3 separate regions of the Homo sapiens genome follow, and all the other regions are linked to region 1. Evidence: chromatin loops called from intact Hi-C (ENCODE). Cell type or tissue: B cell. All regions are shown on one strand. Region 1 has its middle 8.5 kb from the start of CROCC. Region 2 holds the start of ATP13A2 (ATPase cation transporting 13A2). Region 3 overlaps SDHB (succinate dehydrogenase complex iron sulfur subunit B).

What was found. Peaks named below come from ENCODE experiments on the same cell type or tissue, not always from the same donor. Only the 100,000 strongest peaks of a DNase experiment are listed, where the experiment ranks them.
Region 2: a loop joins it to region 1, with 13 times the contacts of the local background. A loop is called at or near these places in 5 of 110 quality-filtered maps.
Region 3: it touches region 1 in a loop (15-fold over the local background); 16 of 110 quality-filtered maps call a loop at or near these places.

The regions. Positions count from the first base shown.
Region 1 is chr1:16,909,435-16,917,434 of GRCh38, reverse strand. It overlaps a transcript of CROCC not described here. Among named protein-coding and RNA genes, the nearest start is that of CROCC, 8.5 kb to the left of the region's middle. RefSeq lists a silencer at 2,872-3,611. In B cell, a CTCF peak has its summit at 7,483 (motif pointing left); DNase peaks (open chromatin) are centred at 3,364, 4,274 and 4,984; H3K4me3 peaks cover 2,174 bases; H3K27ac peaks cover 902 bases.
Region 2 is chr1:17,007,495-17,015,494 of GRCh38, reverse strand. ATP13A2 (ATPase cation transporting 13A2) reads left to right here and starts at 3,567. Exons shown (of 29, transcript NM_022089.4): 1 at 3,567-3,766. The coding sequence starts at 3,757. RefSeq lists a silencer at 3,403-3,932 and enhancers at 4,423-4,472, 5,236-5,315. In B cell, no CTCF peak of the experiment used is centred here; DNase peaks (open chromatin) are centred at 3,504, 4,664, 5,067 and 5,608; H3K4me3 peaks cover 1,845 bases; H3K27ac peaks cover 1,214 bases.
Region 3 is chr1:17,042,617-17,050,616 of GRCh38, reverse strand. It overlaps SDHB (succinate dehydrogenase complex iron sulfur subunit B), which reads left to right. Exons shown (of 8, transcript NM_003000.3): 2 at 5,729-5,856. Among named protein-coding and RNA genes, the nearest start is that of SDHB, 7.4 kb to the left of the region's middle. In B cell, CTCF peaks have their summits at 4,124 and 4,329 (motif pointing right); a DNase peak (open chromatin) is centred at 4,456; H3K4me3 peaks cover 504 bases; H3K27ac peaks cover 964 bases.

The DNA of each region.
Region 1 (8,000 bases):
AAGATTACTCGTTTCAAACATAGCAGCTGCTCTTATCCGCTTACCCCTTCGTTATCCTCCTGCTGCTGACTAGAAATTATGACAAAAATATTGAACCAACCACGAGCCAGGCCCTGTGCCCAAAACGTTACATCTGTCCCTTACCTGCTTTAACACTCCTGGCACCACCCTACTCACTTTACAGATGACAGCGTGAAGTCTCAGCGAAGTTAAATAATTGGCTCCAATGCACCCAGCCACAAAGAGCTCAAGTCACAGCCGCGACCTAGGTGTGCCTGATTCCAAAGGGTTTTTGTTTTTTGTTTTGTTTTGTTTTTGAGATGGAGTCTGGCTCTGTCACCCAGTCTGGAGTGCAATGGCACGATCTCGGCTGACTGCAACCTCCGCCTCCTGGGCTCAAGCAATTCTCCTGCCTCAGCCTCCTGAGTAGCTGGGATTACAGGTATGCGCCACCGCGCCCAGCTTATTTTTGTATTTTTAGTAGAGACAGGGTTTCACCATGTTGGCCAGGCTGGTCTCAAACTCCTGACCTCAAGTGATCTACCCGCCTCGGCCTCTCAAAGTGCTGGGATTATAGGCATGAGCCACTGCGCCCAGCCCAGAGTTTTAAATAATAACAGCAAGCCGGGTGCACTGACTCACACCTGTGATCCCAACACTTTGGGAGGCCAAGGTAGGAGGACTGCCTGAGCCCAGGCGTTTGAGACCAGCCCTGGCAACACAGTGAGACTCCATCTCTGCCAAAAAAATAAAAAAAATTGGCCTGGCATGGTGGCATGCACCTCCTGTAGTCCCAGTTCCTTGAGAGGCTGAGGCAGGAGGATTGCTTGAGCCTGGAAGGTTGAGGCTGCAATGAGCCGTGGTTGTGTCACTGCACTCTAGCCTGGGTGACAGAGCAAGACCCTGTCTCAAATAAACAAAAACAGTAACAGCAATGACTTCCATCCTGCAGCGCCTGCTGTGTACCTGGCACCACCCCAGGACGCCGATGTGTATTATATAAGCCACTGCCTGGACTGCTGAGATGGCTCCCCGAGGGTCTCTATGCTTCCCTGCTCATCCCCTCACCCACTCAAGTTTCACACAGTAAAGGTCATACCCCTCCCCTACCCAAGGCCCTCTACTAGCCCTTACCACACCTAAAATGAAGTTCAAAGTCCTTCCATGGCCCACAGGGCCCACCAGATCTGGCCCCACTCCACTTTTCCCACCTCATCTCCTCTCTCCCCTTCTCTCATGGCCTTTTTTTTTGAGGCAGAGTCTTGATCTGTTGCCCAGGCCTGAGCTGGAGTGCAGTGGTGCACAATCTCAGCTCACTGCAACCTCCACCTCCTGGGTTCAAGCAATTCTCCTACCTCAGCCTCCCGAGTAGCTGGGATTACAGGCATGCACCACCACGCCCAGCTAATTTTTGTATTAGTAGAGATGAGGTTTCACTGTATTGGCCAGGCTGGTCTTAAACTCCTGACCTCAAGTGATCCACCCACCTTAGCCTCCCAAAGTGCTGGAATTACAGGCATGAGCCACCACACCTGGCTGCTCATGGCCTTCTTGATTCCTCAAACACCAGGCAGGCACCCACCTCTGGGCCTTTGCACTGCCACTTTCTCTGCCTGGGACGCACTTCCCCCTTCTTTTGCACAGCTGACTCCCGCTTGTCGGCCAGATTTTGGCTCAAAAATATCACTTTCTGAGGGAGCTACCCCGACTCTCAGCTAAAGAGGTCCCTCCAGTGGCTGTTCCATTTTCTCCAACATGTATGTTGTCTGTCTCCTCCTTTTTTTTTTTTTTCTTTGAGACAAGGTCTTGCTCTGTTTTCCAGGCTGGAGTGCAGTGGCAAAATCATGGCTCACTGCAGCGTTGACCTCCTGGGCTTAAGGGATCCTCCCACCTCAGCCTCCTGAGTAGCTGGGACCACAGGTGCGTGCCACCACGTCTGGCTAATTTTTTACTTGTTGTAGAGATGAGATGTTGCCCAGGCTAGTCTCCAACTCCTGGGCTCAAGCGGTCCTCCCACCTCAGCCTCCCAAAGTGCCAGGTTGGCTTAGCTCACTGTCACTTCCACAGTGCATGGGCTAAGGCCAAAGCTCCATGAAGAGCTGCTGAATGAATTAATGAATGCTAAGAGCCAAGTAATAACATAGGATGTTAAATGGAAAAAGAAATGATTCCCCTTGGCTCTGGCTGGGGTCATGTTGGGCCACAGATGGTGTCAGCCACAGACGGGGATCACGGAAGGACACCAGCGAACACATATCCAGCCAGCATCTGCCGCATCCCAGAAGATCAGGGTGAAAACCAGGCAGTGACCCCCACAGGGGCCACTTGGGTGGAAAGGGCTGAAAGACTTGGGGAGGGGAGGGTTAAGTCAGGGAAATGTGCGCGGGTGGGGAGCCTCCGAGATCCAGGGGTTGACTCCTGGAGTCTTGCCTGAACCTCGCTGTCGTCTGCTCCCGCCACAAGATCTGTTTATTAAGCACCTGCTGTGAGCCCAGCGAAAGAAAACAGAAATCTCTGTTTTCTGGCGTAAACAGACAGATGGCACCCTGAAGTCCTCCTCCCCAGGGTCCCCATTCCCCAGTCAATCGTCTTCCCAAGGGAGCTGTGACCTGGTCACCAGAGGGGCAGACATCCGCCCCAGCATGGTCGTCAGGCTTAAGTCTGTGTGAAAATCAGGAGGGAGCTCGTTCAAAATGCCCACTCCAGAGACGCTGCCGGGCACAGAGGCCTGAGGCCGCATGGTGAGAGGCGCAAGGGGTGCAGGGCCCCATCCCCGCACAGCATCCGGCGGCCCTGCCTCCGTGGCCAGCCCAACTATGCGCTCTGGGCCTCAGTTTCCCCATCCGCACAATGGAGATGCTTCCGACTCGGCAGGGCTGCAATGAAGACGAAACCGGATCCCACACGAGGAGGGCAGTGCAGGGCGGGGCCCGCACGCAGGAGCTGCAGAGGGCATCTGCGGGGGGCAGAGGCCGTCGCGAGGGCCTCCCACGGCCGCCCGCGGAGCGAGGGGACCCCGGCCGGCGGAGGGACGGCTGCGCCCTGCAGGCCCCAGTCTCCTGTCGTGCCCCCGGCCCGCGACAATCCGGGCAGGATGGGCGGCAGGACGCGGCGGGGCATCCGCGGAGCCTGTTGGGAACGCTCTCCTGGCCTCCGGTGCCGGGCCGCGGCAGTCGCGGAACACACAGCGCCCCCAGCCCCGGTACGTGGCTCCAGCCCGCCCCCAGGCGCGCGGCCTCCTCCGCCGGGAGCGCGTCCGTCCCGCCCCCGCGCACGCGCGCGCCCCCGGCCACCTACCTTCGCGCGCCTTCGCCGCAGCCGCTGCTGCCGAGGCCGAGCGGGCCGGACCGGGCGGGGCGTCCCCGCCACGGGGCGGGGAAAACTGGGGGCGGAGCCTGCGCTGCGCGGTAGTGGGGCGGAGGCTGGGGCGGGGCCGGGCGCCGGGAGCAGCGCTTCTGCAGCGCTTACAGGGGCCGCCCTGGGCGGACACGCTCCGTGCGCCCTCCCTCTTGCCGCCTGGCACCGCCCGGCAAGCCAGGCGCCTCCTACACGCACGAACGAGGATACCAGGCGAACGAAGCACGACCCCCAAGTCCTCGCAGTTGCAAGGCCGCAGCGCAGGATCGAAACCCCGACCCGGCTGCAGAGTCCCCCTGCGGTCTGGCCGGGCCTTAAAGGCCTGAAACTCCTGAGCACTGACCCATCGCCCAGCCAGACAGAGGGACGTTTCATGCCAGCCCCGTCACAGCCCCCAGCGACGATCCCGAGGCTTCGGTGATTTGACCTGTCGGAGAGAATGCTTTTTTTTTTCCTGACTGACGTGCAGCCCTGGGGAAGGCACTCTGGCCTCAGTTTGTTCGCGAGACTCAACCCGGTGGCGCGCCTGTCTCGTGTCCTTTCCACTGTGACAGTATGTTCGTTCCACCCTCTCACTGGACTTGGACCTCCTTCTGTTATTGAAGGCATTGGATGAAATCATGCTTTTTTTTTTTTTTGAGGGAGTCTTGCTCTATTGCCCAGGCTGGAGTGCAGTGGCATGATCTTGGCTAAACGCAACCTCTGCCCCAGCCTCCTGAGTAGCTTGGACTACAGGCGCCCGCCGCCACGCTCGGCTAATTTTTGTATTTTCAGTAGAGACGGGGTTTCACCATATTGGCCAGGCTGGTCTCAAACTGCTGACCTCGCGATCCACCCGCCTCAGCTTCCCAAAGTACTGGGAGTACAGGCGTGAGCCACTGCACCCGGGCGAGATCATTCATTTTCAAAGGGAGAGGCAGCTCTGAATCTCCAGGGCTAAGAGAGGGATGTGTTTGGTTTGAAAAAGCATGTTTAAGTTAATGATTTTGTGCTTTTTCCAAACACAGTACCCAGAGAGAACGGCCAGCAGGCCCTCGGCTGATGGTTGCTTCTGTGTTTCCTGCGTGGTAGGAGGGAAGCAGTGGAAGTTCCATCTTCGTCAAAGAGGAACCTGTCTGTGACATCTGAAACACTGCACTAAAGGCTGCCAGTGTGCCCTTCGGGCTCTGAAACCCGGCCCGGTGCAAGCAAGACTGTGGCCTGGACCAGGGCTGAGAGCTGTTTGTCAGGAGAGATTCGGGCCATTCCCTGGGATTTGGGGTGGAAGGGTGATGTTACCAAGATTGGAAGGAAGGTCACAGTTTCCCTGAGGTGTCCCTGGCCCAACTGCAGGAGGGCTGACTGACATCTGCCAGTATGCACAGCCAGTCCCTGGATGCCCAGCATGGCCCAGGTCTGTGTGACCCTGTCTGGAGTCCCCAGACTTGCTATGTCCCTACCCAGGCCCTGGTGGGCTCATGACCTCACTAGTCCAGTTCTGATGCTGCCTGTCCCTGTGAAGCCCACTCCAGTGTTCATATCACCAGGGCTGGGCTCAGGCCTGTGTCCTTGCCACTCCCTCCAGGGCACCTTGGGTCTCCCTTGGTGACAGTACCTGCACCCTGCAGGCAGCCTGCGCTGGCTGTGAACCACACTGCCGCCTACTTCCTCTTCTATGTTCCCGCTCTGTCTACAGTCCCCTCTGAACACTCCCGTGAAGCAGGTTCTAGGATCATCTCCATTTTATAGAAGGGGAGATTGAGGATCAGAGACATGTAGTCACTTGCCCAAGGACACACAGCAGGAAGTTCAATGGCTTCCAATCCCATGCTCTTTCCTCTCTACCATGCTGCTTCACTTGAGGTTTTTAACAGGGGGTGGCAAACACAGCTCCTCTCCCCTTGACCCTCTCACTCCCAAAGCCCACAGGACCCTGCCGCAGGGTGGCACATACTCATCTCCTTGGGGGGTCCTCCAGCTCCCTTCTCTGTGAAGAGCCTAGGTTCCTTGCTGTGCTGAGTCCTTGGCTCTGCTCAGCTCAGCCTGACCGGGCTGCGGTCATTTGAATCCCCAGTGCTGCCACCCACCGGTCACCCTGTCCTGTCACCAGGTGGTGACTGGCCCAGTGACCCCCAGGACCACTCACCAGAAAAGAATCATGCCAGGTGCTCACCTGCTCACTGCAGAGGGCTCTAAATCTGCAACTCAGGTAACAGGGAAACAAGTAACTGATTGGAGTTACCACCCTCAGGTTGCTAAGGCCAAGTGCCTGCCAAATCCAGCGGCTCGGCTGGGGTGGACTCTGCCCACCATCAGCAAAACCACATTCACCAGGAGGCTTAGAGGACAGTGCTCTGGTTAACTGGATTTGCTGGGCATCTGAAGGCTAACTTGCAGAGTCTATCATGCCAGACTTTAATAGCAAAAAGTTAGAAAGACCTAAACGTTCAGCAGTAGGGGACTTGTATAATAAACCATGGGTTATTCATATAATGGGATACTATGATATCATTCCAAATGTTATAGAAGAACATTCAATGACTGGAGAGATGGTTACGATATATTAAGTGAAAAGTTCAGAAGAGTAATACAGGGATAAGCCCATATTGTAGAAATAATAATGATTTCTTTCTTTTTTTTTTTTTTTTTTGGCTCTTGTCACCCAGGCTGGAGTACAATGGCACGATCTCGGCTCACTGCAACCTCTGCCTCCTGGGTTCAAGCAATTCTCTTGCCTCAGCCTCCCAAGTAGCTGGGATTACAGGTGCCCGCCACCACGCCTAGCTAATTTTTGTATTTTTAGTAGAGATGGGGTTTCACCATGTTGGCCAGGCTGGTCTGGAACTCCTGACTTCAAGTGATCCACCCATCTCGGCCTCCTGAAGTGCTGGGATTACAGGCATGAGCCACCAGCCCAATAATTCACTCCCAACACAATAATTTTTTAAAAAAACATTTTGTAGGCCGGGTGCGGTGGCTCACAGAATACTACATTTGTAGACATTTTGGTGCCTTAATGTCAGCAAGGGTTGCACAAGTTTTGATAAGCACGTATTCCAGAGATGTATAGAAATTCTAGTTACTGGCCGGGCACGGTGGCTCACGCCTGTAATCCCAGCACTTTGGGAGGGCGAGTCGGGTGGATCACGAGGTCAGGAGTTCAGGACCAGCCTGGCCAAGATGGTGAAACGCCGTTTCTACTAAAAATACAAAAATTAGCCGGGTGTGGTGGCGGGCACCTGTAATTCCAGCTACTCGGGAGGCTGAGGCAGAGAATTGCTTGAACCCGGGAGACGGAGGTAGCAGTGAGCCGAGATTGCGCCACTGCACTCCAGCCTGGGCAACAGAGTGAGACTCCGTCTCAAACAAACAAACAAACAACAACAAAAAAAAAACCCCAGAAATTCTAGTTAGTTATAAATTTTTGGGAAAGAAGCCTGGAACTAGATTCTTGCTTTAAATAATAAGGAAGTCTAATTGCCTCTAAATTCCCCAGATAAAGAGTTTTGCCTCTCGATGGTCTGCTTTGCAGCCACCAGGTGATTTTTGCTTGCCTCCGTGACCTTTTAAGTGTACGATTTTTTTTTTTGAGATGAGTCTCGCTCTGTTGCCCAGGCTGGAGTGCAGTGGCATGACCTCGGCTCACTGCAACCTCCCCTCCTAGGGTTCTAGCAATTCTCCTACGTCAGCCTCCTGAGTACCTGGGATTACAGGCACCCACCACCATGCCTGGCTAATTGTTTTGTATTTTTAGTAGAGACGGGGTTTCACCATGTTGGCCAGGCTGGTCTTGAACTCCTGACCTCAGGTGATCAACCTGCCTTGGCCTCCCCAAGTGGTAGGACTACAGGCGTGAGCCACCATGCCCAGCCCTAGGGGTGGGCTTTTTTTTTGAGACAGGGTTTCACTGTCGCCCAGGCTGGAGTGCATGAAGAGCAGTTGTTCCAGCATAATGATTACATGGTTTTTATATCATTCCATTTTCTTTCCTTTGTTGGCTTATTAGCTATAACTCTTTCTTTCTTCTGGTCTACCGCTCCCCGACTTCTTTCCCTGCTTTTGCCTTTTCAGTGAGGGCTTCAGGGTTTCCTGAATACACCTTTATCAGTGCCATCTAGTGGCATTATACCTCCTCTTCTGGCCATTATGCTAGTGTTGTCATGTAACTTGATTTCAGACATGTTATAAATCCCAGAATCCATTATTATTGCTTTTTTTAATTATTAAAAAAAGACTTAAATCATAAATAATTTAAAATAAATAAATTATTAAAAAAGATTTAAATAATAAGAACATATATATTTAACTATGTACATACCGATTTGCAGTAGTCTCCATTTCTTTGTGTAGATCCAGATTTCTGTCTGGTATCCTTATCTTTAGGCCTGGAGGACTCCTTTTGCATTTCTTGTAGTGTGGGTTGCTGAATTCTTTCATTTTTTATATGTTTTTAAATGTCCTTATTTCAGTCATATTCTTGAAAGATTTTTCACTTTGACATAGAATTCTAGGAAAACTTTATTTCTTTCAGTACTTTAGGATGTTGCCACTTTGTTTTTGTAAAACTGGCTGAAAGTGGGCTTCCTGTACTTGTTATATAATTTTGGGAATGTGTATTTAAATTAAAAACATTAAAATGGGCTGGACGAGGTGGTGCATGCCTA
Region 2 (8,000 bases), 98 kb before region 1:
ACAAAGGCTTTTCCAGTAAAACTGCAGACCTGTGTGGGGAACAGTATTTTGTCCTGTATGCTACTTCTGTGCCCAGTGTGCCTTCATTTACAAGATAATACTTCCAGCCTGGCCCTGTGGCTCACGCCTATAATCCTAGCGCTTTGGGAGGTGGGAGGATTGCTTGAGCCCAGGAGTTAGAGGCTGCCGTGAACTAGGATCGTGCCTCTGCACTCCAGCCTGGATCACAGAGCCAGAACCTGTCTCTAAAGAAATTAAAAATAAAAATAGAATTTCGTAGGACTGAAGCCAGCCATCCCTTCTTACCTAGCTCTGGACATGTTGAACATCTGTGACTCTATTTTCCTATCTGTAAAATGGGAATTAACAGCATTCCCCTCTCAGAATTATGGTTGAAGTCTAAAAGTAAATGTGAAAGCATCTTGCCTGCAGTAGAGTAAATGCTCCATAAACTCAAGTGAACGGATTTGTCTTGAGTACCTACTATGTGAAAGGCCCTCGAGTGAATGCTGGGAGGCTGCAAGAGTAATTCCTTCCCAACCCTGAGTTGACAGCTGGCATGTTTCTGACATGACTGGCCAGAGCTAGAGGCCTCCCTGTTGGGAGGATGGTTTTTCCGTGCAAGGCTAATATTGCTTATTTCTCATCTCTCCCGTCACACTGCTCAGGTCAGGGAGGGACTCCCATTGGTCAAATTCTCTTCAGGCCCCTTCCCTTCCTGGCACCAGGATAACTACCATACAAAGTGCTGAAACTCGGCCAGGCACAGTGGCTCACTCCTGTAATCCCACTTTGGGAGACCAAGGTGGATCTCTGAAGCACAGGAGTTCGAGACCAGCCTGGGTAACATGGCAAACCCCATCTCTACAAAAAAAAAAAACAGAAAAATTAGCTGGGTGTGGTAGTGCTCACCTGTAGTCCCAGGTACACAGAAGGCTGAGGTGGGAGGATCACTTGAGCCGAGGTGGGAGGATCACTTGAGCCCAGGAGGTCGAGGCTGCAGTGAGCTGAGATCATGCCACTGTGCTCCAACCTGGGCAGCAGAGAGAGACCCTGTCTCAAAACAAACAAACAAAAAAAACAAAAACAAAAACTGAAACCCCACTTTACTGTGTGTCTAGACAGCCATAATCCTACCAACAGGGTTTGTTACTAGGTGAAAAAAATCCTCTTTTGTTGCAAAAATCTAGTGAAACTAGAGAAGTCGAAAAGTAAAGCAATGCTCTGGAATAAACTCGCCCAAATTAGTGATTTCTCAAGCTTTTTGCCACTGGGACCAGGCCTATTACGCCCTCTCCGTGGGTTCCCAAGAGAGCCACAGCCTAGAAGGGAAGCTGTTCAGTCGGTTCTCACCCACGTGGGACTGGAAATTTCAGACACGGTTATCCGGGAAGACAGCCTGGGCCACAGACCTCCTCGATGACCACACACCGAGAGCCACTTCCCCAAAGGTAACCCCAAGCAGATGGCAAGGCCTCCCACATGCTCTGTGGTTTGGAAGGAAGCTTCCTCTGGCCTCCTCCCTCATTAAGGAGAAGGGACGAGCTGCAGGTGCGGCTCCTTCCCAGCTGGCTCAGGGAATAGAGCCCCTTTAAGGCCAGGCAGCCTTAGCAATAAAAAGAATGAAGGGGGCACCCTTGCAAGGCAGTCCCCCATGCAGTCCCCAAGCCCTCTGCTTTTATTTATTTATTTATTTATTTATTTATTTATTTATTTATTTTAGAGGGAGTCTCAGTCTTTCACCCAGACTGGAGTACCTCTGCTTTTATGAAGCCGCTAATCCAGTGCCAGGATCTAAAGCAAGCAGCTGGCTTCTACCAAGTTCCTGCCATCTCATTTCATCCTCTCCATGCCTTCCATTTTGTAGGTGAGGGGAAGGAGAGCCTTAGAGAAGGAAAGTGACATTTTAAAGCTCACACAGCTAGAAAGCAACTCATGCATCCATGTCTTTCTGATGCCAGAACCCAGCCCCTTGCCACTGTACCATACTGCCTCTTGCCAAGGCCACCTGGGCTAGCCATTTCCAAACCCAGCCTTCCTGCTGCCCTGGAGGCTGGGTTCCTGCCAGAAATTGAGCTAAGCCCTGGGGGAGGACATGGGAGTTCTGAAAAGTTAAGCAGCCTGCCTCCCCTGGAAGTGTCACCGGAAGATGAAAGAACTCTTGTCACCTGACCCAAGGAAGCCAGTCCCATGGCCCAGGTGGTCAACAGGAATGACCCGCAACTGGTTGGCTCGGGCAGCCTGCCCCAGCTGAGTAAATGGCTCCACTGGCACCCAGCTGCTCAGGCCAAAACCCTGGGGAGCATCTTGAATTCCACACATTCCTGCACCCCCACATCCTATCCACCAGCAAGTCCTGCCAACGTGTGTTCCTGTACCAAATGTTCACTGGGATCTTGCTATGAATCAGGTGCTGCTTTCCCTCCTGGGGTCTATCCCCTACCCACACCCTCACCACCATCACAGCTGTGTCTCCTTCCAGCCCCTTCCACAATAGGGATCGTTGGAGTTTTCCTTTCCTTGACTAGGGCTACTTCCCAGTAGACAGCAGTCTCCGCAGGGACAGGGGCATCTCTGTTTTGTTCACTCTCACGTTCCTGGCTCCCACAGTGGTGCTGGCACTCCATAAATTCATACTGGACAAATGACCAGTGATCCTGCCCACGTCTATCCTTGGCCCTAACGTGAACCTTCCCTTGTTTGCCCTAGGATCTCACAGATCCACTCTCCCCTTTGGAGCTCCTCTGTCCAGAGGTCCTGGAGACAGGGAACACTATGCCTGTGCCGGTCACTATGGGGTAGCAGGATAAATGCTGCACGCAGGTAAGACATCTCTGGTGCCTTTCAGGGGTCTTCATGAATCCCCCCAGTGCAGGTGTGTCTGCAGGTCACGCTGTGAGGCTTCTCTTTCTCTGGCATTTCAAGGCCTCCAGTGCATCATGGCAGACTCTCCCTGGGTCTCTGTGGGCCCACATCTGACCCTGTGAATCTCTGGGCAGGTGTGTCTTCCTTCTTTGCATTCATCAAGCAGCGCCAGGCACTGTCTCAAGTGCTTGATACGCATTTTCTTTTTTTTTTTTTTTTGAGACAGAGTTTCGCTCTTTTTGCCCATGCTGGAGTGCAATGGCATGATCCCGGCTCACAGCAACCTCCGCCTCCTGGGTTCAAGCGATTCTCCTGGCTTAGTCTCCGAGTAGCTGGGATTACAGGCATGCGCCACCACGCCCAGTTGACAAGCATTTTCTTGTGTGATCCTCGCAGCAGTTCTCTGTGAAGCAGGCATTGCTATCCTACAGGTTGGGAAAAGAGGGCCAGAGAGGATCAGTGACTTGCTCACGGTCGCGCGGCCTGGAAGACATGGAGAGCTGGACCAGCACGCACAGTCCCTAACCACTGGGACGTGCTGGCGGGGGCTACCTCCGTGAGGTGTGTGTCTCCGGTCGCCCCGCCCCCGGTGTGTGCGGAGGAGCAGGCGGGGACTACAAGTCCCGGCAGCCCCGGCGCGGGCGCTGCGAGGGCCGCAGAGGGCCGGGCGGGGCTTGCGGCGCGCACGGAGGGACTGCGGCAGTGTCGGAGCCGCGCCGAGCCTGGTGGCCCAGGTGCCCCGCCCGCGTCAGCCCTGCTCCAGCCCCGCGCTAGCCCAGCGCCCCTCGCCCCGGGCCGTCCGGACCGCGCCCCCGCCCAGGGCCTTGCGCACGCCGGGGCCCAGGCCGAGGGCCGCAGCGCCGGGGCCGGCGATGAGCGCGAGGAGCCGGCATGAGCGCAGGTGAGTGCGGAGTCCGGGTCGGCCCCGAGCCCGGCGCGGTCCCCGGCCCGCCAGTTGTCGTCACCCCTTGGAGGGAGAGGGGAGGCGACGCCCCCCACCGCGGGGTCGCGAGCCCAGGAAGCGGGACCTGGTTGGGGATCCTGGCCCGTCCCCTCCCTTTTGACGGGGACTCGGCCCCGGTTTCTTCCCAGAGACGCCGGGGCTGGGGATGGCGCCGCCGCTCGCAGCCGGTCCCTCCCCTCCCCTGCACCCCTCAGCCGCGGGATTGGAAGCCGGGCGCTTGTGCAAGAGGGTCCTGGGGCCGTGCGGGGACGGGGAGGCCACCCCACGCCCACTTAATCGGATCCCACCCCGAGTGACGGATGTCCAGGTGGGGGAGACGGCTGCATCCTCGGGCCTCTGGGCAACCCCTCTGGGCTGAATGAATGAATGAATGGCGTTGGGGGAGTCGGGACTCCATTTCCTGGGTAGATGTCCTGGGCCACAGCGCCACTCCTGACCTCCTGCCTCAGACCCCAGAGAAAACCCGTCACACCCAGGGCCAAGGGCCACACCCTCCATGCAACCCATCCCTGGCCAGATGTCCTACGCCCACTCCTCCAGGGTCTAATTTAAATCCCACCTGCCGGGAATGGGGCCAGTCCTCCTCCCCTATCCAGAAAGGTCTCATCTCAGTGTCTGTCACTCAGCCCCCAGCCCCACAGCCTAGAGTGCACCCCCCGGCGAGGGAGGGGAAGGAATGAGGAAAGACAGCCCCTAGAATCCAGATCCAAAGATGGGAAGATGGTTCACACACACTCCCGCCTCAGCCTGGCAGAAGACAGGAGCTCCCCGCCGCCGGGAACCACAGCCAGGGAGGAGGCAGCCGCCCTGGGCCGCTGCCAGGTCACCAGCAGGAAGCCAAGGCTTCCGCAGGAAATAAGAGGTCCCAAATGGCTCTAGCCCCTCTGATCCACAGTGCTGGTGACACTGCCCCGAGCTGTGACCTCAGACGAGGTTCAAGTCCAGTCTTGGCCCCTCATAGCTGTGTGACTTTGTGCTTGTCAATCTACTCCTCTGGGCCTCGTTTTAAATGGGAATCCTAATCTGTACTTTTCATGGAATGGCTGTGGGAAAGAATGTGCCCATTCAGACACACTCATTTCCAGCTTCTCCCCTTTCAAGCTCTATGACCCTGGACAAGGGATTCACATGCTGTTCCTCAGTTTCCCCAGGTGTACAATGGGGATAATAATAGTCACTACCCCAGAGGGTTGTGTGTGAAGCTTCATTGAGTTAGCACACTGAAGGGCTTCCGCAGGGCATGGTGAGCACTCCATGGGAGCTGCTGTTCATCAGAAGAGCAATGACAGGCCAGGCGTGGTGGCTCACGCCTGTAATCCCAGCACTTTGGGAGCCTGAGGCAGGCGGATTACTTGAGGTCAGGAGTTCAAGACCAGTCTGGCCAACATGGGGAAACCCCGTCTCTACTAAAAATACAAAAATTAGCTGAGTGTGGTGGCATGTGCCTGTAGTCTCAGCTACTTCAGGAACTGAGGCAGGAGAATTGCTTGAACCTGGGAGGTGGAGGGTGCAGTGAGCTGAGATCTCTCCACTGCACTCCAGCCTGGGAGACGGGCAGGGGGGAAGGGGGGAACGGGGGGGGAAGACTCCATCTCAAAAAAAAGAGCAATGCCATCATGAAGGTGCTCTCGCCCCCCCACACAGCCTGTGGGTGCCTGTTCTGGGCTGGTCTGAGCCCACAGAAGCCCTGGGGAGACTGGGCTGTGGCTGGGGATAAACAGATGTACTGCAGGAGAGAGTGCCCTGGGCTTGATCCCTGCAGGGAGGGGCTCTGGAGGTTTCCACAGCTGTGACTTCCTCCCTCAAGTTCCACTCCCCTTTTCCTCTTTGCCAAGGTTGACTGAGAGAGTGTCATTGTGAAGTGACAGTCATACGATTGCCATGAGGAAGAACTTCCCAGGGGGACCGCTGTTTACATACTGGGGACTCTGCCCTCTTTTTGAAGAACCTTTTCTTCATAAAGAGTCTTGAGGCCGGGTGTGGTGGCTCACACCTGTAATCCCAGCACTTTGGGAGGCTGAGGTAGGAGGATCAGCATGAGGCCGGGAGTTCAAGATCAGCCTGGGCAACAAAATGAGACCCTGTCCCTACTAAAAAAAAATTAGCCTGGTGCAGTGGCACCTGCCTGTAGTGCCAGCTACTTGGGAGGCAGAGGCAAGAGTACCTCCTTTAGCCTAGGAGGTCAAGGCTCCAGTGAGCTAGGATCATGCCACTGTGCTCCAGCCTGGGTGACAGAGTGAGACCCTGTCTCTTTTAAAAAAAAAAAAAAAAAAAAAAAGGAAGAGGCTCAAGCCCCTCCCCCCAACTCCCAGCACCTTTGCCTTCAAGCTCTGTTGTGTCCAAGAGACAGACATTCATTCATTCAGTCAGTCGGTCAATCAGTGTTTCCTGACCCCTGAGCACATGGCAGGTACTGTGAGCAGTAAGGGCAGTGACACCCATCTGAGCCTGATGCTGAGGGGAATGTCAGGAGTAGATGTGCTGGGCAGAGAGGACCTGGGAGTAAGGCCAGCCCTGTTCCAGCTTTGAGACAAGTCTGAGGGCAACTGCCCCAGAGGCTCAGTGCTCTCGTTTGTCAAACTGGGTAAGAGAGCCCACCTTGTGGGTTGGTGCGGGAGGAAATCAAATCAGCACCGCAGGGATGGCTCCTTTCCCATCATCCCTGAGCCCGCTGGGCTGTTGGCCTGAGGGTTTTTTTTTTTTTTTTTGAGTCTTGCTCTGTCACCCTGGCTGGAGTGCAGTGGCGTGATCTCAGCTCACTGCAAGCTCCACCTTCTGGGTTCACACCATTCTCCCGCCTCAGCCTCCCAAGTAGCTGGGACTACAGGCGCCTGCCACCACGCCCGGCTAATTTGGTTTTTATATTTTTAGTAGAGACAGGGTTTCACCGTGTTAGCCAGGATGGTCTCAGCTAGTCTCCACCTCCTGACCTCGTGATCCGCCCCCCTTGGGCTCCCAAAGGGCTGGGATTACAGGCGTGAGCCACTGCGCACGGCCGGCCTGAGGGTTTTAAGGTACAAGGAGCAACTGTTGAATGGGCCTAGGGAGCCGTGGGACAGCCAGGGCTTCAGACAGGGTGATGTGAAAGGAGAAGAGAGCCTGGGAAATGGATAAGCAGAAGCCACGCCCCCCTGACCTGGGAGCCGGGTCCTGCCCACCTGTCCACGCAACCCCCCCAGGAACTTCAAATGCTTCTACCTCCCTGTGTGCTGGATGCTTCGGGACTATCATCCTAGAGATGAGAAATGGAAGCCCAGAGAGGCAAAGGCACTTGCTGTATGAAACACAGCATCAAAAAAGAAATTCTTAGGAACAAATGATGGGCAAAAAGACAAAACCCTGTCTCTACAAAAAAAATTAGCTGGGCATGGTGGCCTGTGCCTGTAGTCCCAGCTATTTGGAGGCTGAGGTGGGAGAATTGCTTGAGCCTGGGAGGTCAAGGCTGCAGTGAGCTATGATCGCAACACTGCACTCCAGCCTGGGTGACAGAGAGAGACTGTCTCAAAAAAAGACTTATACACGAAAACTGTAAGCTGGGCATGGTGGCTCACGCCTGTAATCCCAGCACTTTGGGAAGCCGAGGCTACAAGAGTGATAAGTAAATAAATGAATGAATGAATGAATGAAAGGACATCACAACCGAGGTTACCTGGCAGGGTTGATACGTTAGCCATGTACCCTGTGCACAGTGAGCCCTCTAGGAGTGTTGAAGCCAGAGTGCTTGGGGATGGGGCTGCTCAGAGGCTGGGGGTGCTGTGCCCACAGCAGCTGCCTGGGGCACTCTGGACTCTTTGGGTAGAAATTTTAGAAGGGCTCGCCGGGCGCTGTGGCTCACGCCTGTAATCCCAGCACTTTGGGAGGCCGAGGCGGGCGGATCACGAGGTCGGGAGATCGAGACCATCCTGGCTAACACGGTGAAACCCCATCTCTACTAAAAATACAAAAAATTAGCCGGGCGTGGTGGCGGGCGCCTGTAGTCCCAGCTACTTGGGAGGCTGAGGCAGGAGAATGGTGTGAACCCGGAAGGCAGAGCTTGCAGTGAGCCGAGATCGCGCCACTGCACTCCAGCCTGGGTGACAGAGCGAGACTCGCTCTCAAAAAAAAAAAAAAAAAAAGGAAAAATTTTAGAAGGGCTCAGATTGGGGGATGAAGGAGGGAGCCCAGAAAATCA
Region 3 (8,000 bases), 130 kb before region 1:
GCAGTGGCGGAATCTTGGCTCACCGTACCCTCCGCCTCCCGGATTTCAAGCAATTCTCCTGCCTCGGCCTCCCAAGTAGCTGAGATTACAGGTGCCCGCCATCGTGCCTGTCTAATTTTTTTGTATTTTTAGTAGAGACGGGGTTTCACCGTGTTGGCCAGGCTGATCTCGAACTCCTGACCTCAGGTAATCCACCTGCCTCGGCCTCCCAAAGTACTGGGATTACAGGCATGAGCCACCACGCCTGGCCTATAAAATACATTTTTGACACAAAACAAATTTAAATTAGTTGTACTGAAAAAAAAAAAATGATGACATTTTGGGGCACTCCAAAACTGATGTTGGGATATGTCGACTTAGATATTCAGTGTAGTACATCCTGGCATTGCTCTTATTTCACATCATTCATATGATAAGACTTTTTAAAAATTTAAATTAGCTCTAATACAAACTTAGTCTCTTTTGGAAAGATAATACGTGATCAATTATCCGTGTAGAGTGGATATGAAACAGATATTTAAATGTTATAAAGAAATGTTGAAGGGAAAACCTCATTGCAGGTAACCACAGTCATCCCACAGGCCTTGTGGTTCTGATACCCAGCTTGATAGAGCCTAATGCCTGTTGCCCACTGACAATACTAAATCAGGCTTTAGAACTAGGGGGTTATGCCTGGCACAGTGGCTCACACCTGTATGTAATCCAGCACTTTGGGAGGCTGAGGCAGGTGGATCACGACATCAGGAGTTCAAGACCATCCTGGCTAAAACGGTGAAACCCCATCCCTACTAAAAATACAAAAAAGTTAGCCGGGCGTGTGACACGCGCCTGTAATCCCAGCTACTTGGGAGGCTGAGGCAGGAGAATTGCTTGAACCCAGGAGGCAGAGAGATCTCGCCACTCCACTCCAGCCTGGGTGACAGAGTGAGACTGTCTCACAAAAAAAAAAAAAAAAAAAAAAAAAAAAAAGAACTAGGGGATTATGCTCCAGTCCCAGATTCTGTTTAAAGCCCGGTTAGGGGCCAGGCGCGGTTGCTCACACCTGTAATCCCAACACTTTGGAACGCTGAGGCAGGTGGATCACTTGAGGCCAGGAGTTTGAGCCCAGCCTGGCCAAATGGCAAAACCTTGTCTGTACTAAAAATACAAAAATTAGCTGGACTTTATGGCACATGCCTGTAATCCCAGCTACCCGGGTGGCTGAGACAGGAGAATTGCATGAGCCTGAGGGGTGGAGGTTGCAGCGATCCAAGATCGCGCCACTGCACTCCAGCCTGAGCAACAGAATGAGACTCTCCAAAAAAGAAAAAAAAAAGTCCAAGTTAGGGCCAGACACAATGGCTCACACCTGTAATCCCAACACTTTGGGAGGCTGAGATGGGAGGATTGCTTAAGCCCAGAAATTCCATACCAGCTTAGCCAACATGGCAAGACCCTGTCTCTACAAAAATTAGCTGGACATGATGGTGTGCACCTATAGTCCCAGCTACTTGGGAGGCTGAGTCAGGATGATCGCCTGAGCCCAGGAGTTAAAGGCTGCAGTGAGCCATGATCTCCAGCCTGGGCAATAAAGCTAGACCATGTGTCTATAAAAATAAAAAATAAAGGCCGGGCAAGGTGGCCTGTACCTATAATCCCAGCACTTTGGGAGGCCAAGGCAGGCGGATCACCTGAGGTCAGGAGTTCAAGACCAGCCTGGCCAACATGGTGAAACCCCGTCTCTACTAAAAATATAAAAATTAGCTCGGCGTGGTGGCAGGCACCTGTAGTCCCAGCTACTCAGGAGGCTGAGGCAGAAGAATCACTTGAAGTCGGGAGGTGGAGGTTGCAGTGAGCCGAGATCGCGCCATTGTACTCCAGCCTGGGGGACAAGAGTGAGACCCCATCTCAAAATAAATAAATAAATAAATATTTTAAAAAATAAATGAAAAATAAAAGTGTCCAAATTAGAAGTAAAAACTTGAAGTAGCCCCATTTTTTAAAAGGCATATTGTCCCACTTACCCTACTATCTGCCTCAGGCACAGCAGCCACCCACTCTGGAAAATAGTTTTGTCAGTTGCTTAAAAAAAACTAAACTTGTAGCTACCATACAGCCCAACAATTACACACCTGGGTGTTTATCCTGAGAAATGAAGATGTAACGTTCACACAGAAATTTGTCCACAAATGTTCATCTCAGCTTTATTCATGTCACCAAAAATTAGAACACCCCCAATGTCCCTCAGTAGTTACATGGTTAAGCAAATTGTGGTACATGATACCTTGGAGTGCTACTCAGCTATAACAAGAAAAAAGCTATTGCTGTACACAGCAACTTGGATGAATCTCCGGAGAATTCGGCTGAATAAAAAAAGCCAATTCCAAAAGGCTACATACCAGATGATTATATTGATATAACATTCTTGAAATGACCGAATTTGAGAAGTAGAGAACAGATTAGTGATTGCTAGGGCTTACGGAGTACAGGGGAGGTAGGGTGGGAGGAAGTGGACAGGGCTATAAAAGGGCAATGTTAGTGATCCTGTGCTTATGGGAATGTCCCCTATCTTGACTAGCACTGTCAGTATTCTGGTTGTGCTGGTGTGCTACAGTTTGCAAGATGTTCCTGTTGGGGAGACTGGGTAAAGAGTATGTGGGCCCTGGCATGGTGGCTCATGCCTATATCCCAACTCTTCGGGAGGGCCAGGCAGAGGATCACTTGGGGCCAGGAGTTCAAGACCAGCCTAGGCAACACAGTGAGACCCCTATCTCTACAAAAATAAATGTAAAAAAACTAACTGGGCATGGTGGCGCATGCCTGTAGTCCTAGCTACTGGGGAAGCTGAGATGGGAGGATCGCTTGAGTCCAGAAGGTTGAGGCTGCAGTGAGCTGTGATCATGCCACTGCACAATCAGTGACAGAGCAAAACTCTCTCTCTTTTTTTTTTTTTTTTAGCTTGAGTTTCACTTTGTCACCCAGGGTGGTATACAGTGGCACAGTCTTAGCTCACTGCAACCTTTACCTCCCAAGTTCAAGCCATTCTCCTGCCTCAGCCTCCCTAGTAGCTGGGATTACAGGCACACGCCACCACACCCTGCTAATTCGTTTTTTTGTATTTTTAGTAGGGACGGGGTTTCACCATGTTGGCTGGGCTGGTCTTGAATCCCTGATCTCAGGTGATTTCCCAACCTCAGCCTCCCAAAGTGCTGGGATTACAGGTGAGAAGAGTATGTGGAGTCTCAGTATTATTTTCTTCTTTTTGTTTTGTTTTGTTTCTTTGAAACAGCGTCTCACTCTGTCACCCAGGCTGGAGTGCAGTGGCGCAATCTTGGCTCACTGCAATCTCCGTCTCCCAGGGTCAAGCGATTCTCCTGCCTCTGCCTCCCGAGTAGCTGGGATTACAGACATGTGCCACCACACCGGGCTAATTTTTGTATCTTTAGTAGAGACGGAGTTTCACCATGTTGGCCAGGCTGGTCTTGAACTCCTGACCTCAAGTGATTCGTCTGTCTTGGCCTCCCAAAGTACTGGGATACAGGTGTGAGCCACTGCACCTGGCCTCAGTATTATTTTCTATAAATGCATATGAATCTATAATTATTAAAAAATAAAAAGGTTGGCCAGGCACGGTGGCTCACGCCTGTAATCCTAGCAGTTTGGGAGGCCAAGGCAGGCAGATCACCTGAGGTTGGGAGTTTGAGACTACCCTGACCAACATAGACAAACCACATCTCTACTAAAAATACAAAATTAGCCGGGCCTGGTAGCACATGCCTGTAATCCCAGCTACTCGGGAGACTGAGGCAGGAGAATTGCTTGAACCGGGGAGGCGGAGGTTGTGGTGAGCCAAGATTGCACCATTGCACTCCAGCCTGGGCAACAAGAGCAAAACTCAGTCTCAAAGATAAATAAATAAATAAATAGTTTAATTTTTTAAAAAAGCATTTAACTATGGTTATATGCAGTAACATATGAATCTCAGAAGCATTATGTTGAGTGAAAGAAGCTAGACATGAGACTACGTACCGTATGATGCCATTTATATGAATTCTGTAAAAGGCAGACTCGTGATGATAGCTGATCAGTTGCTAAGGGTAGGAAAAGGGGACTTATGTTTGCCATCAAGGGCACAAAAGACCTTTTTGGATGGAAATACTCTGTTGTAATTGTGGTAGGATTACATTGCTTTGTCAAAACTCATTATACCCTTAAAATTAGTGAATTTTATTATAATGAATTATACCTTATTAAATCTCACAGAAAAAAGACCAAAAAAAAAATGGGACATTAAGCAAGCAAAGTCCACTGGAGTTGATACCTTCAGGAATCTTTCCTCTCACTTCCTCCCAAATACCACAAGGTGGCATTAGATGTTCATGTCAGTTTACAAAATGGGGTTCCCGGTGAAAAACATTTGTAGAAATGGCTTTCCTTTTGTTGATGATTTTAGCCAGCTTGGTGATAAGGTAAAACATAGCTTTCATCTTAACTTTCATTTTCTTCATATATTTTCTTCTTTTCTACTGTTAGCTGATGTTTGTATTTTCAGCTTCAGTTAATACGGGACACTTTACCAAGAAATAATGTTACTGGTAGACGGTCTTGACCACAAGTCGTCAAGGTTTTTAGCATGTTGAACAAAAAATTGGACAAAACACACAAGCAAAGCAACAGAAGACGAAAGCATAGATTTATTGAAATGAAAGTACACTCCATAGAGTAGGAGTGGGATTGAGCAAGTGGTTCAAGAGCCCCAGCTGCACAGTCTTCTGGGATTAAAGTACCCTGTACGGGTTTCCTATTAGTTACACCCTATGCAAATGAAGACTTGGCCCGAGACGAATCAGAGGCTGTAGTGAAGACTCCCTGTCTCTAAACCCTGTTCTCCTGCCTCAGTAATAAACACCACTGCATCTTTTTGTAATTAGTCAATTAACCTTCCGAGTTTTTACTTTTCTATATCAGTTTATTTTAAAAATTAGCAGTCCTGGAGTATAGTCTTTTCTTTCTTTTTTTCTTTTTTATTTTGTATTTTTGAAAAAGAGTCTCACTCTGTTGCCCAGGCTAGAGTGCAGTGGCATGATCTTGGCTCACTGCAGCCTCAACCTCTCGGGCCCAAGCAGTCCTCCCACTTCTGCCTCCTGAGACGCACACTACGACACCCAGCTAATTTTTTTATTTTTTGTAGAGATGGGGTTTTGCCATGTTTCCCAGACTGCTCTCAAACTCATGGGCTCAAGCAATTCTCTCACTTCTGCCTCCCAAAGTGCTGAGACTGCAGGCATGAGCCACCACCCTCAGACCACACCCCACACTCCTTCCCCTTAATTCTGGTTTGTCAAGCCTCCACTTAGATGACATGTGAGGAAGCCTTCTCTGACTCTTCACTCATTGAAGTCTCTGCTGTATTCATCCAGAGCTCCCTGTACTTTCCCAACAGTATCGCTCTTTATATTCATCGTGAATGTTTAATTTAACTCTTGTTCACTACAAAGTAAGTTCTGTGAAGATGAAGGTTTTTGTGTATTAAGTGCTGTGTCACTAGCCCCTAATACCATGTCTGATATATTAGCATATGATAGGTGCTTAATACTTGTTGGATATTGAATGCCTGCCTTTTCTAAGAAGATTATGTGTCAGTAATGTGTGAGTTTATATCCAGCGTTACATCTGTTGTGCCAGCAAAATGGAATTATCTTGTATTTCTAATTTTTTTTTCCTTTTTGTGAACTTTAAAAAATTTCAGGCCTCCCGAGGAGCCCAGACAGCTGCAGCCACAGCTCCCCGTATCAAGAAATTTGCCATCTATCGATGGGACCCAGACAAGGCTGGAGACAAACCTCATATGCAGACTTATGAAGTTGACCTTAATAAGTGAGTATCTCTGTGAAAGCCAGCTATTGAAGGAGAGTTCTTGATTTGATTTAGGGACATGCTTTTCACATCCTTGGAAGGCTTAAAAATCTGAGATCATCCGATGGCTCTGTTTTTAAAACAAGAATGAGCTTGGGCCGGGCACGGTGGCTCACGCCTATAATCCCAGCACTTTGGGAGGCTCAGGCGGGCAGATCATCTGAGGTTGGGAGTTCAAGACCAATGTGGCCAACATGGTGAAACTCCCCTCTCTACTAAAAATACAGAAATTAGCTGGGTATAGTGGCTCATGCCTGTAATCCCAGCCACTCAGGAGGCTGGGGCACAAAAATTGCTTGAACCCAGGAGGCAGAGGTTGCAGTGAGCTGAGATCATGCCATTGCACTCCAGCCTGGGCAACAGAGTGAGACTCTGTCTCCAAAAAAAAAAAAAAAATGAGGTTGTTACCTGATTCAGAAGAATAATACCAAAATAATTCCCAAATGAAAGTATGACAAATTTCTAGAAATACTGGTATAATTAACTTTATGCACAGTATTTAAAGTCATTTAATATATTACCATTTTTTTAATGCTGAATGTATTGATTATATCTTATACATCTGGACCTGTGTTTTCTATAATAATAACAGAACCGCCAGAAACTTGCCTTGAATGGACAAGGTAGGGATGTGGTTAAAATGTTAAAAATTGGACTGGCGTGTTAGTTTTCTATTTCTGTCAGAGCAAATTACCACAAACTTAGTGACTTAAAACAACCTAAATGTATTATCTTATAGTTCTGTAGGTCAAAAGACTGGTATAGTCTCATCAGACTAAAATCAAGGTGTCAGCAGGCTGCATTCCTTTCTGGAGCCTAGAGGAAAATATTTTTTGCTCATTTGCGCTATTGGTGGAATGCAGTTCCTTGTGGTTGTGAGCCCGAGGTCTCTGTCATTCTGCTGACTGTAAGCTGAGGGCTGTTCCAAGCTTCCAGAGGCTGCCGCACTCCTTGGCTCTTGGCCTCTTCTTCCATCGTCAAAAGCAGCAGCAGCAGGTTGAGTTCTTCTTCACATCACATCTCTCAAAACCACTCTTTTTCCAACATCTTTCACTTTTAAGGAACTCCACAGTTAGCCAAAGAAAAGAAAGAATCTAGCAAGTTAGTCTCTAGCCTCCTGCTGCTCCACTCCACGCCCCCATATAACCAGAACTGTTCTCTGATCTGTTTTATGTGTAAGTGAATAAGTGTTTTATTTGTTTCAAACAAAAGCTTCTGTGGCACCAAAAAAAAGTTTGAATACCACGAATACTCTAAATGCTTACTTTGACTTTCTGTGGTGACAAGTAAGTGCTGTTAATGAGGTAGCATTAATTGATATATAACCTTCTTAAATAGACAAAATTTTCAAATACTCAGCAACCAAAAGTCCCTAGCAAAATTCAAAGGAATAGAAATTGCACAGACCACAGTTTTGGACCGAAATACAATAAAACTAAACTCATATTAAAAATATAAACAGGCCGGGCGCGGTGGCTCATGACTATAATCCCAGCACTTTGGGAAGCCGAGGCAGGTGGATCACTCGGGGTCAGGCATTCAAGACTAGCCTGGCCAACATGGTGAAACCCCATCTCTACTAAAATATAAAAATAAGCTGGGCGTTGTGGCAGGTGCCTGTGATCCCAGCTATTTGGGAGGCTGAGGCATGAGAATCACTTGAACCTGGGAGGCGGAGGTTGCAGTGAGCCGAGATCGTGCCACTGCACTCCAGCCTGGGTGACAGAGCAAGACTCTGTCTCAAAAAAAAAAAAAAAAAAAAAAAAACTCATAAAACAAAAAACCCTACTGCTTAGAAACTAAAAAAAAGTACACTTCTAACTATTTGATCAGGAACACGTAAAAAATATTGCCAGATACTTAGAAAATAAAGACGTTGCAAATCAAAACTTAGAGAATGTCAGAGAATGTGGCTAAAACTGGAAGAGTTAAATTCCTTTTTTTTTGAGTCAGGGTCTCGCTGTCACCCAGGTTACAGTGCAATGGCATGCTCACGGTTCACTGTAGCCTCAACCTCCCAGGCTCAAGCAATCCACCTGCCTCATCCTCCTGAGTAACTGGGACTATAGGCACATGCCACCACACCCAGCTAAGTTTTGTATTTT